2 separate regions of the Homo sapiens genome follow, and region 2 is linked to region 1. Evidence: read pairs that join two places in POLR2A ChIA-PET (ENCODE). Cell type or tissue: OCI-LY7. All regions are shown on one strand.

Evidence for each region. ChIA-PET counts read pairs that join two places held together with the same protein. Peaks named below come from ENCODE experiments on the same cell type or tissue, not always from the same donor. Only the 100,000 strongest peaks of a DNase experiment are listed, where the experiment ranks them.
Region 2: POLR2A ChIA-PET joins it to region 1 with 10 read pairs; 2 of 35 experiments call an interaction of 5 or more read pairs at or near these places.

Annotation. Positions count from the first base shown.
Region 1 is chr4:23,846,624-23,851,623 of GRCh38, reverse strand. The region is part of intron 2 of PPARGC1A (PPARG coactivator 1 alpha); the gene reads left to right. Among named protein-coding and RNA genes, the nearest start is that of PPARGC1A, 41 kb to the left of the region's middle. In OCI-LY7, no CTCF peak of the experiment used is centred here; no DNase peak of the experiment used is centred here.
Region 2 is chr4:24,204,023-24,209,022 of GRCh38, reverse strand. LOC124900679 (a long non-coding RNA gene) reads right to left here and starts at 1,052. Exons shown (of 2, transcript XR_007058075.1): 1 at 976-1,052. It also overlaps a transcript of PPARGC1A not described here. In OCI-LY7, no CTCF peak of the experiment used is centred here; no DNase peak of the experiment used is centred here.

The sequences.
Region 1 (5,000 bases):
TCAACACAGGTTATGCACATATTTGGTAATCAGTAAATTACCTTAGATAGTAAGTCAGTTGTTGAATCCTGGACAACTGATAACATCATTTGCTTTCACGTGTTTTTTCAATATTGTGCTCAGCCTCAAATATAAATTGAATAGAGTGACCCTTTGATACTCTATGAAATCGACTGCATTTCCTAAGATTCTGTGGTTTCAATTACCATAAATTTTTGATATTGGGTCCATAGCCATTGCATTGTCCCAGCATAACAATATCTTATCATCTTATCATTGGTTCTGATAATACAGTCTGCATCAGCACAACATATTGTTACTAATATTGTATGTGTGTGAGCATGTGTGTGTGTATGTTCCCAGTCAGAACATCATGTCAAGTGCAGGAGCAATCTGCAGTTTACCTAGATTAAATCGAATCACTATGTGTATTGCAAAATGAGAATTATTTTTGTTCCAGTGATGAAATTGTGTTCTAGGTTGCTAGCTGGATCTTGAGTTTGTGAGATGGATAAGTCCATTAGTGGTTCCTCACTTTATTAGCAACTTAATTGTCAGAATGTAATGAAACTTCTGAACTGCAGCAACTCATTAGAAGCAATGAAACACATGACATTTTTTCTAGAATATTCAGTGAGCTACTTTTTCCCCCAAAGAGATCTTGAAAATAAAATTAACAATTAAGTTTAAATGTATACCTATAAAGGTAAAACAGTTTTGAATTCTGCCCTGAAAAATGTTCTGGATAAGTTAGGGTCACTGAAAAGAGGGGAACCAGCATTTGAATTCCTACTCAGACACATGTTTAAGTAACCTTTAATGAGTTACTTAGCTTCTTTAAACCTCAGTTTTCTCATACGTAAAAAGGTGATTTAATAGTTATTTCAAACTATCACTATGAAGATAAAAGGAAGCGGCGTGTGGAAAGGGCTTGACAGTATCCCTAGTGCACAGCAAGAGCGTATCAATGACCGCTATTGTCACTCTTTAATTTTCAACCTAGATATTTTAATTCTCCTGCCTTTGCCTTGAAATAAGTTTGATTTTATTTCTTCAAGGCCAAAGATGTAATCATTAAAGATCATGTATCCCACTGTATTTTCTACTAGAAACAAGGCTAGAAAGAAGGCTGTACTTTACTGCCATGCTTGTACTTTATAGAAATTGTTGGTGTCTACCAAAGCAGGAGTTTACTTTTAGTTCCCTGGTAGATCGTGGTTGTTTTCACTTGGCCTTTATGACAATATTACTCTGAGCACTGTCACAGAAGCTCAAAGAAAATTCTTGCTTCTCTTCTTATGCTTTATTTTAGCGACAGCTCCCAAAGATGATCTTGGCAATGTATAAGAAGCAGTACAAGCATTGCAAGTGGTGATTAAACCTTTAACTTATATTTCAAAGATAGCATTAGGTTGGTGCAAATCTAATTGCAGTTTTTGCCATTGAAAGTGATGACCAAAACCACAATTACTTTTGCACCAACCTAATTATTTCCTGAAGCCCGTAGCTCAAACAAACAGTGTGATATGAAAAGAGTATTTCATTTCCATCAAAAAGCGAAAATAAAATTATGGATAATTCCATTCTCCTTCTAACTCCCTGTTCTGATTTTTTCTTTTCTTTCTCTTCTTATTTTCATTTTTGTCTATTTTTTTCCTTCATTCAACATTTAAATAATTATACGACATTACAGACTAATGACTGTACCGTGCAGCGAGGATTCTGTAAACATCATGAGGACAGGAGCAGTGTCTGTTAGGGCCACTGCTGTGTCCTCACATGCATGAAACACCTGCCCTCCAAAAAAAAAAAAAAATTCTAAATCTACAAATAAATACAAGAAGGAATAAATGAGTAAAGCCAAATGAAACAAGACTATGACCTTCAAAGAGCTTAAATATGTATTATGGCCCCTTTTCTTTTTAAAAATATTATCCAGAATTAAAGTAAAATGCTTGCTATATTTACTAAAGGTTCTATTCTCTCTAGTCTTATTTTTATGTAAGATAAATCCATTTTTTCTTCCCTTATCATCTTCAAACACAATAAACTTTTCTTTTTCATCTGTATCCCCTGTTTATATTTGCTATGATTCAGTGGTTTTTGATTTTTTAAATGACAGTTTTGTCCTAGTTCAGCTATTCCAAATTGAAGGCAATATCTGTGAGCCTTTTTATCAGCTATGCGATAGTCAATTTATTATGTAAGTAGAAAGGCCATGTATTCAGGGCTAAAGATTGTGATATGGCTCATCTTAGGTAACAGATTAAGTTCACATGGCATACGGTTTCCTAGCGTTCCTTCTTAAGTTATGTTCTTTTATTGCCAGCATAACATTTTGAAAACAATTTTAAATAACGAACATCATTAGAGGAATAGTAGGAAATTTTTATCTGATGTATTACGGTGCTCTTTATGCTCAGTGTCTCATTTAATCCTCACCACAATTCTATGAAGCAGATGTCTCCATTTTTTTCTTTGAGACGGAGTCTCACTCTGTCGCCCAGGCTGGAGTGCAGTGGGGCAATCTCGGCTCACTGCAAGCTCTGCCTCCCGGGTTCATGCCATTCTCCTGCCTCAGCCTCCCGAGTAGCTGGGAGTACAGGCGCCCGCTACCACGCCCGGCTAAATTTTTTGTATTTTCAGTAGAGATGGGGTTTCACCGTGTTAGCCAGGATGGTCTTGATCTCCTGACCTCGTGATCTGCCCGCCTCGGCCTCCCAAAGTGCTGGGATTACAGATGTCTCCATTTTTACGTTGATAGTACTGGGATTCCAGGGCCCAGATGCCTTCCTCAAGGACACAGGCCTGTATATGACAGAATTGTAACTTGAAACCCTTTTTTTCTAAGGCTAAATCCCATAAGACTTTGAGTCTACTACTTTGGAAATATTCACAATGGGCATAATATTGATAGGAACAGCAGCAAAAAATGAGAGGTCCTGAGTTAATGTTTCAAGAATATTGAATGCTCTTCCGGGGACAAATTGAGCAGCAATTGACGCTGAAATGGCACTGAATTATTTTGCTATCAATTGCTAAAGCCTTATGTTTTCATATCGTGTGCAGATCTATTCCAGGGCCACCTCTAGCTGATAGCATCAGATCTTTCACCCCTGAAGAGATTACAGCTGGCTAACATTATCCTCACAAACAGACCTGGAAAGTTTGTCTACAACCACTGATGGGAGCTCAGGCAAAGAGGACTCTGGGAGAGGGTTAGCTCGAGGGCATCATGATTTCTCTTCTGCTTCTGTGGCTTTGCTCTAGAGTCTCAGACCAATGCTGTCATTGTTTTTATGCCGGTTGTTATAGTCTACTTGCTACTGTGAGGTGCTGTGAGGAAGAAATAAATTTAAGTCAAGTTTGTAACTATATAAGCATGGTACGAATTCAGTAAATATTGCTTGAATGATTTTATCTGAGAGGCATGAATATTTAGCACTACATTTTTATATAATGCTGCTTAACTCTTCCTTAAAGCACATAATGATCATGCTATTTTTTATGTCCTGTAACCTTATGGGACAACTATGGCAGATTTCACTTCTGCCTTTTTACAGATCAAAAAATTAAGGCCCAGGGAAGACAATTTGAAAGCAGGGCCACAAAGTTGTGTAGACCTGGGCTGACTTTGATTAATTATTTAATCACACTTTAGCTATTTCTCTTCCCATTTTCTCATGTATGGCATACACAAACACACTCTGGGGTTCTTTATTTTTATATATTTTTAAGAATAAAATGCTCATTACAGAAAACTGGAAAAAGACAAATTGACTTAAAGTCATCTGAAATCTCACCTTCTTGTAATATTTTGGGATTCATTCTTTTAGGCTTTTTCCAGTATCCATGCATAGATCATGGACTGAACAAGTGCTATTTGACAACTGTCTTGATTCGTTTCATAATATTTAATGGCTATGTTTCATTTTAACAAAGGTATACCTATATAATTGTTTTAATGGGTATCAAGCATTTCACAGTATGAGTTCCCTGGTTTTCTTTTTATCTTTAAACCCAGGTACTCATTGCTTACACAGCCTATGGTCAGAGGTAACTCTAATGTGATCTGTGATTCTTTGTTTTTAAAGGTGTTCAATCTGATGGCAGTAGTCATTGTAATAAGACTTTTGGCTGGCGGGTGTTGCCATCATACACTAAAGAGATTTCATGACTTAAGACATTTCATGGACTCACAAGTACTGAAACAGGGTATGAGTGGTAATGGAGGAGAGAACTGTGACTCAGGAAAGAAGACTCCTTCGGTCAAGGGGCCAGACTTGGTATGCACTGGACAAAGATAAAACATCATGTTCTGTGGCACATGTGAGGGATTCTGGGCATCTCAGTATGCCACAGCTGGTTCTCACTGATGGGCAAGCCTTCTCCTTCAGCCTACACATTAGATCATAACAAATATTCTCACCTTTCCTCAAAGTTTTTATTATTTAATCTTTTACAGGTGTGATTCTTAGTCCTGGCTTCTATTAGAATCTCACCTGGGAAGATGTTAAAACTACTAACTCCCACCTCCAAAGATACTGACTTAATTGCTCAAGGGTGTAGGGAAGGGGCAAGCATATTTTTTTAAATGCATATGTGATTAAATTTAAAGCCAACATTGAGAGTCACTACTTTACAAGCATCTATTACTCTGTAAGAGTCAGAAGAAAACCTTTATCCCAGTATGAAACCTTTTCTAAGAAAAAATATTTGTGCCCTGTTTTTGTAAATAAGCCTGATTTTTAAATCTATTTTGGCTTTACATAAATACAAATAGAGTTCTTATTGCTTTTTCCTTTCATTTATTTCTCACAGTTGTTTATTTTGTTTATAGTAATTTATTTTGTCTATCATCTCTCTTCCCCCAACAGAATAAGCTCCTTGAAGGCAGGAATTTTTAATTATTTTGTTCATCGCTATATCCCCAGTGTCAAGAGTGTCCGACACATGCTAGGTGCTCAAAAAATTCTTGTCAAAATTTTTGACACTAATTT
Region 2 (5,000 bases), 360 kb before region 1:
GGGCTTGGTAGCTAAGAGCATGGGTTCTAGAATTAGGTATATCTGTATTCAAATCTGCATTCTGCCATTATTATCTGTGACCTTTGAACAATTCCCTCTACCTCTCTAAGCAACTCTTCCCATCACAAAGTGCTGATAAAGCATAAAGAAGAAAACACTCTCATTATAGAGTTGCAATATTTAACACAATGACTGTTCCTAGCTCTTAGTAGTAGCTATTATTTTGATTATGAGGATAATAACATAAAACACTTTTGCCTGGCACATAGTAAGCACTGGATGAATTATACGTATTACTGTAATATATAATATAAATATGAATATATATATATATATATATTTTTTTTCTGAGTTTGGTGAGTTTGATTGCAGATTCCATGAAGCAGGGACCAGACTTGCCTGATTTGTCTTTTGGTCCTTATTGCCTAGTTCAGTCTGACATATAATGGGTACTCAGTAATTATTTGTTATGAGTCAGTAAACGTGTGTATTTTTCCATGTAACCATCAAAACTGTGAGATCACTGTCTGTTTTGGTCTGTTTTACTATCACACATAGTGGCCCTGGCTAGGTAATGCCCCTAGAAGTTCTCCTGTCCACTTTATCCCATGCAGCCAGGGCAATGAATGAGTATATTCACTTCTACCATGGAGGGAAGGCAGTTCGAACTTCTCCCTTCCTCTCTCCTTCCCTCCCTCCCTGCCTCCTTCCATCCTTCTCCCTTCCCTTCCATTCCCTTTTTTTGAGACAGGGTCTCTGTCACCCAGGCTGGAGTTTGGTGGGATGTTCATAGCTCACTGCAGCCTCACACTCCAAGGCTCATATGCTCCTCCCATCTCAACCTCCCTAGTAGCTGGGACTACAGGTGCACACCAATGCGCCCAGATAATTTTTAACATTTTTTTTTCTAGAGAGAGGGTCTCTTTATATTGTTCAGGCTGGTCTCAAACTCCTGGTCTCAAGTGACCCTCCCACCTTAGCTTCTCAAAGTGTTGGGATTACAGGTGTGAGTCACTGCACCCAGCCCCAAACTTCTTTCTTATGACTTGAAGCTCATGGGAATTCTTCAAAATTTTATCTAGCCAATGGAAGGGCAGAAACTTAATAATCAGAATTGTCTAATTGTTCCATTAGATTTGACTGTGATGACTGTTGTCATGGTATTTTCCTGAATTCTATTTCTTAATGCAACTTTGTTTATATGGTTTCAGGTTTTTTATTTATTCCTTATTTCCTCTGGCTAGTTTTAGAAAAATTAGAACACTTTTGTGGCTTTACAGAAAAAAACAATAAGTTTTGAGGCTGAGGAAATTTTTTTAAATTGGGAAGACATCAAAAACGTCAGTAAATCAGGCATCACAATGCTTGATAAATTTAGGAGAAAATTGATTGCAGCAGCAATAGCTGATTTAAACTAATGCCTGGTTGTGTCATTACTCAAACACACACAGGAGCAACATCAGTTTTAATTTCTGTCTTGTTTAAAAATGAGCAAGTTTCTTTTCAGCAAATGACTGTTGATGATCTGCCTCTTTACATTAAAAAGGGGGAAAATTTCCACCATTTTCTGACTTGCTGAAGTATGTTCTTCAAATTTTTAGCACTTCAAACCTATAATTTTCAGAATATGTTTTATAAAAGTGAAATTGGCAGTTAGGGCCTGTTTTGTGTTTGTATGGGTATTGGGACTATGTTAGAGAGGTGTGTACATAAGTATGCATGCGGTTTCTGTCATTTAAATGAGATATGCAACTGGAATGTCCCTTTTGTTCAAAAAGTGTGAATTCAAAAATCATATTGCCTTTCAACTCCATTGAGTAACCTCTCTTTAGGTATTAATGGAATGAGTGAACAGGATCTCCCATTTTGCCTTGTCTGGTATCACTCAAAGACTGATTTTATGTTAAATTATGTATAATTACCTAGCTACATCAAAACATTTAAAAAAATTTGAGAGCAAGACTAGTCCCATTATTCCTATTGCATCTAGGGAAGGACATTGTGATTCAAAGGAAGTAAACAACTGAGAGACGGAGGGTTTAAAGCTTCTTTTCTCCCTACCAATTGTAAAAAAATGTGAAAAATATAGAAAAATATAAAAATCAAAGGAAAATTTAAAACATGTAACATTGCAACCCAATGTTAGCTTTTTTTTTTTTTTTTTTTTTTTTTTTTTTTTTTTAAGGTGAAGTCTTTCTCCGTCACCCAGACTGGAATGCAGTGGTTGCAATCTTGGCTCACTGCAGCCTCCACCTCCCAGGTTCAAGAGATTCTTCTGCCTCAGCCTCCTGAGTAGCTGGGATTACAGGCACGTGCCACTACCCCCAGCTATTATTTTTTTGTGTGTGTATTTAGTAGAGGTGGAGTTTCACCATGTTGGCCAGGCTGGTCTCGAACTCCTGGCCTCAAGTGATCAACCTGCCTCAGCCTCCCAAAGTGCTGGGATTATGGGCATGAGCCACCATGCCCCCTGGCCTCCAATGTTAGTATTTTTTATATGGTCTTTGGCTTTTTTTATAGTTAAGTTCAAGTAGGACAGTTGAGACAATACTGCGCAAATATTATTGTATCCTGATTTTTCTTTCATGTAACTTATAGTCATGTTTCTGTGTTATTGCAAATTTATAGCAGCTTCATATTTTCATTGGTGAGATAATTGAGACATTTTTCTATTATTAGAAATTTAGCTTGTTTTCATTATTTTTGTTACACATAACTGAAGACTTCTTAATTTAGGTGAGAAGGCTCTGGTCCGGGTACTTGTTTTAGGTCTCATACTTTCATCATTTGCCTACACTTCCTTCTGTGGTATCTTAACGTAGCTTCTTCACTAAGCAAAATGGCTTGGGTTATTTGGCCCTTTATTTTTTTATTAAAATGCCTACATCTTTAGCAAAGGCTTGTTTCAGGCATAAAAGACCCAGGTGATTTATTGAAATTCACCTTCAACTCTTGACCTTGGCAGGGAGACATTTTTGCCCTCAGCCCACAGAATGGAGATATAGTTGCCTTCAGCCATGAAAAGGATCTTGGCTGGACTTTGCCTTGCCTTTTAGAGCTGAGTTTTAATAATTCAAAGTTTGCTTCCTCCAAACCTACTTTAAATCTTGATTGTCAGAGGTTTCTTATGTTTAGCCATATATTGTGCTTACTGAATATGGATTATTTGATACAGAAAATGTATAGTTTATTAACTGTAGTCACAGACATTCCAATATGAACCTGCAGCAGAATGAATCTCAAAGATTCTGACTCTGACTTTAGTTTTTTGTATATGGGTGTTGTGTTTGGAGCAAAAACTGCACCATATAGTGATCATATTCCAGCCTAAAGATGGATCCCTCCTGTTCAGGTTGGAAGGATAAGATCGGAGCGTGTGGGTGTGTGCAGGGTTCCTGTGAGGGCAGGTCAAAGGTGCACATTTTGAACATTTGCTTATTTAAGTTTCACCTTCTTCTAATTTCACATCATAATTTTTATAACAAATTCTCTGCTAAATATATGTATATTATAGTAAACATGTACCTTTATACCTGAAGCCTCTCATTTTGGTTGGGGACTCTAGTTTTTCAGCCAGTGGTTCTGGCTAATTTTGTCTTCCTTCTGGTCTTGACTCTCTTGATCATACTGGCGGTGACCACTCTCAGTCTGGTCTAAAAGGAAGTTTCTACTCATCGAAAAAGTATATATTGAGCTCTTATTATGTTCTAAGGGACTACAGAGATGAGTGAAATGATTCAGTATGGGATACAAGGGACTGGGTGATGCTTTTAAGATGCTCCGGGATCAATATCACTAGATATACAGGGTGCCCACCTTATCAAAATGTAAGAAGAACACATGGTTTCTGTTGCATGCAGTTTTCCTGCTGCTGACACTCAGTTATAAACTTGCATGAGGCTGGGTGCGGAGGCTCATGCCTGTAATCCCAGAACTTTGGAAGGCTGAGGTGGGTGGATCACTTGAGGTCAGAAGTTGGAGACCAGCCTGGCCAACATGATGAAACCCCATCTCTACTAAAAATACAAGAACAATTAGCTGGGCGTGGTGGCGGGTGCTTGTATCCTAGCTACTTGGGAGACTGAAACTGAGAATTGCTTGGACCCGTGAGGTAGAGGTTGCGGTGAGCCGGGATTGCGCCACTGCATTCCAGCCTGGGTGACAGAGTGAGACCCCGTCTCAAACAAAAAACCAAACAACCAAACAAAAAAACGTGAATGGTCTCTAGGTATGTGTCTGTCAGGCCCCCTATCTCAACAGGAATGCCCAGGTAAACCACCCCATAAACAACTAATATGGTACACAGAGGTAAGTGCAAGGGAGTTGTGGACAAAATGTTACTGAGTCGCAAAGGAAGGGTGATGCCTTTGGCACTCACTCTGATATTTACACCTCCCCCGCCAGTTCTTACTCTCTGCTTCCATCTTTCTCAGGGTTATGTGGATGTGGCCAGGCGTAGTTTCCAGGAGAATTACTATAGAAAGAATTTCCCTTCCCTTCCCCTGCCCTCCCCTCTCTTCCCCTCCCTTTTCCTTCCTTTCCTCCTCCCTTCCTTCCCTGTCCCTCCCTTTCAGTCTTACATTTATTTTTTAATTTATTCAACAAATACTTATTATGCAGGTACTATTTACCAGGCTGGAGATACAATGGTGACGAATACAAAGGTTTTTTGCCCTCAAAGAACCTATATTCCAGTGGTGCAGCCAACTAGCACTGATTAAAGGACCAGATTCTAATACTCCATGTGGAATATTTCAACTACAATCAAATACTGCTGCTGCTGTCTTAGCAGAAAAGCCCCTTTTGGCTCCTTGTAGGCCCCTTAACTCTTTACTGGCCCAATGTGAGTTTTATTGACATCATGCTGTGTTCCTAGGAGGCCCTCATTAAGTACTTGTTGGTCAGCTGGCTGATTGTGCAAGTTTTCTAACTGATACTATACTTACCCTTTAAAATTTCGTTTTCAACATCTTGACTTTTATCTCATTTTCAGGCAGAGG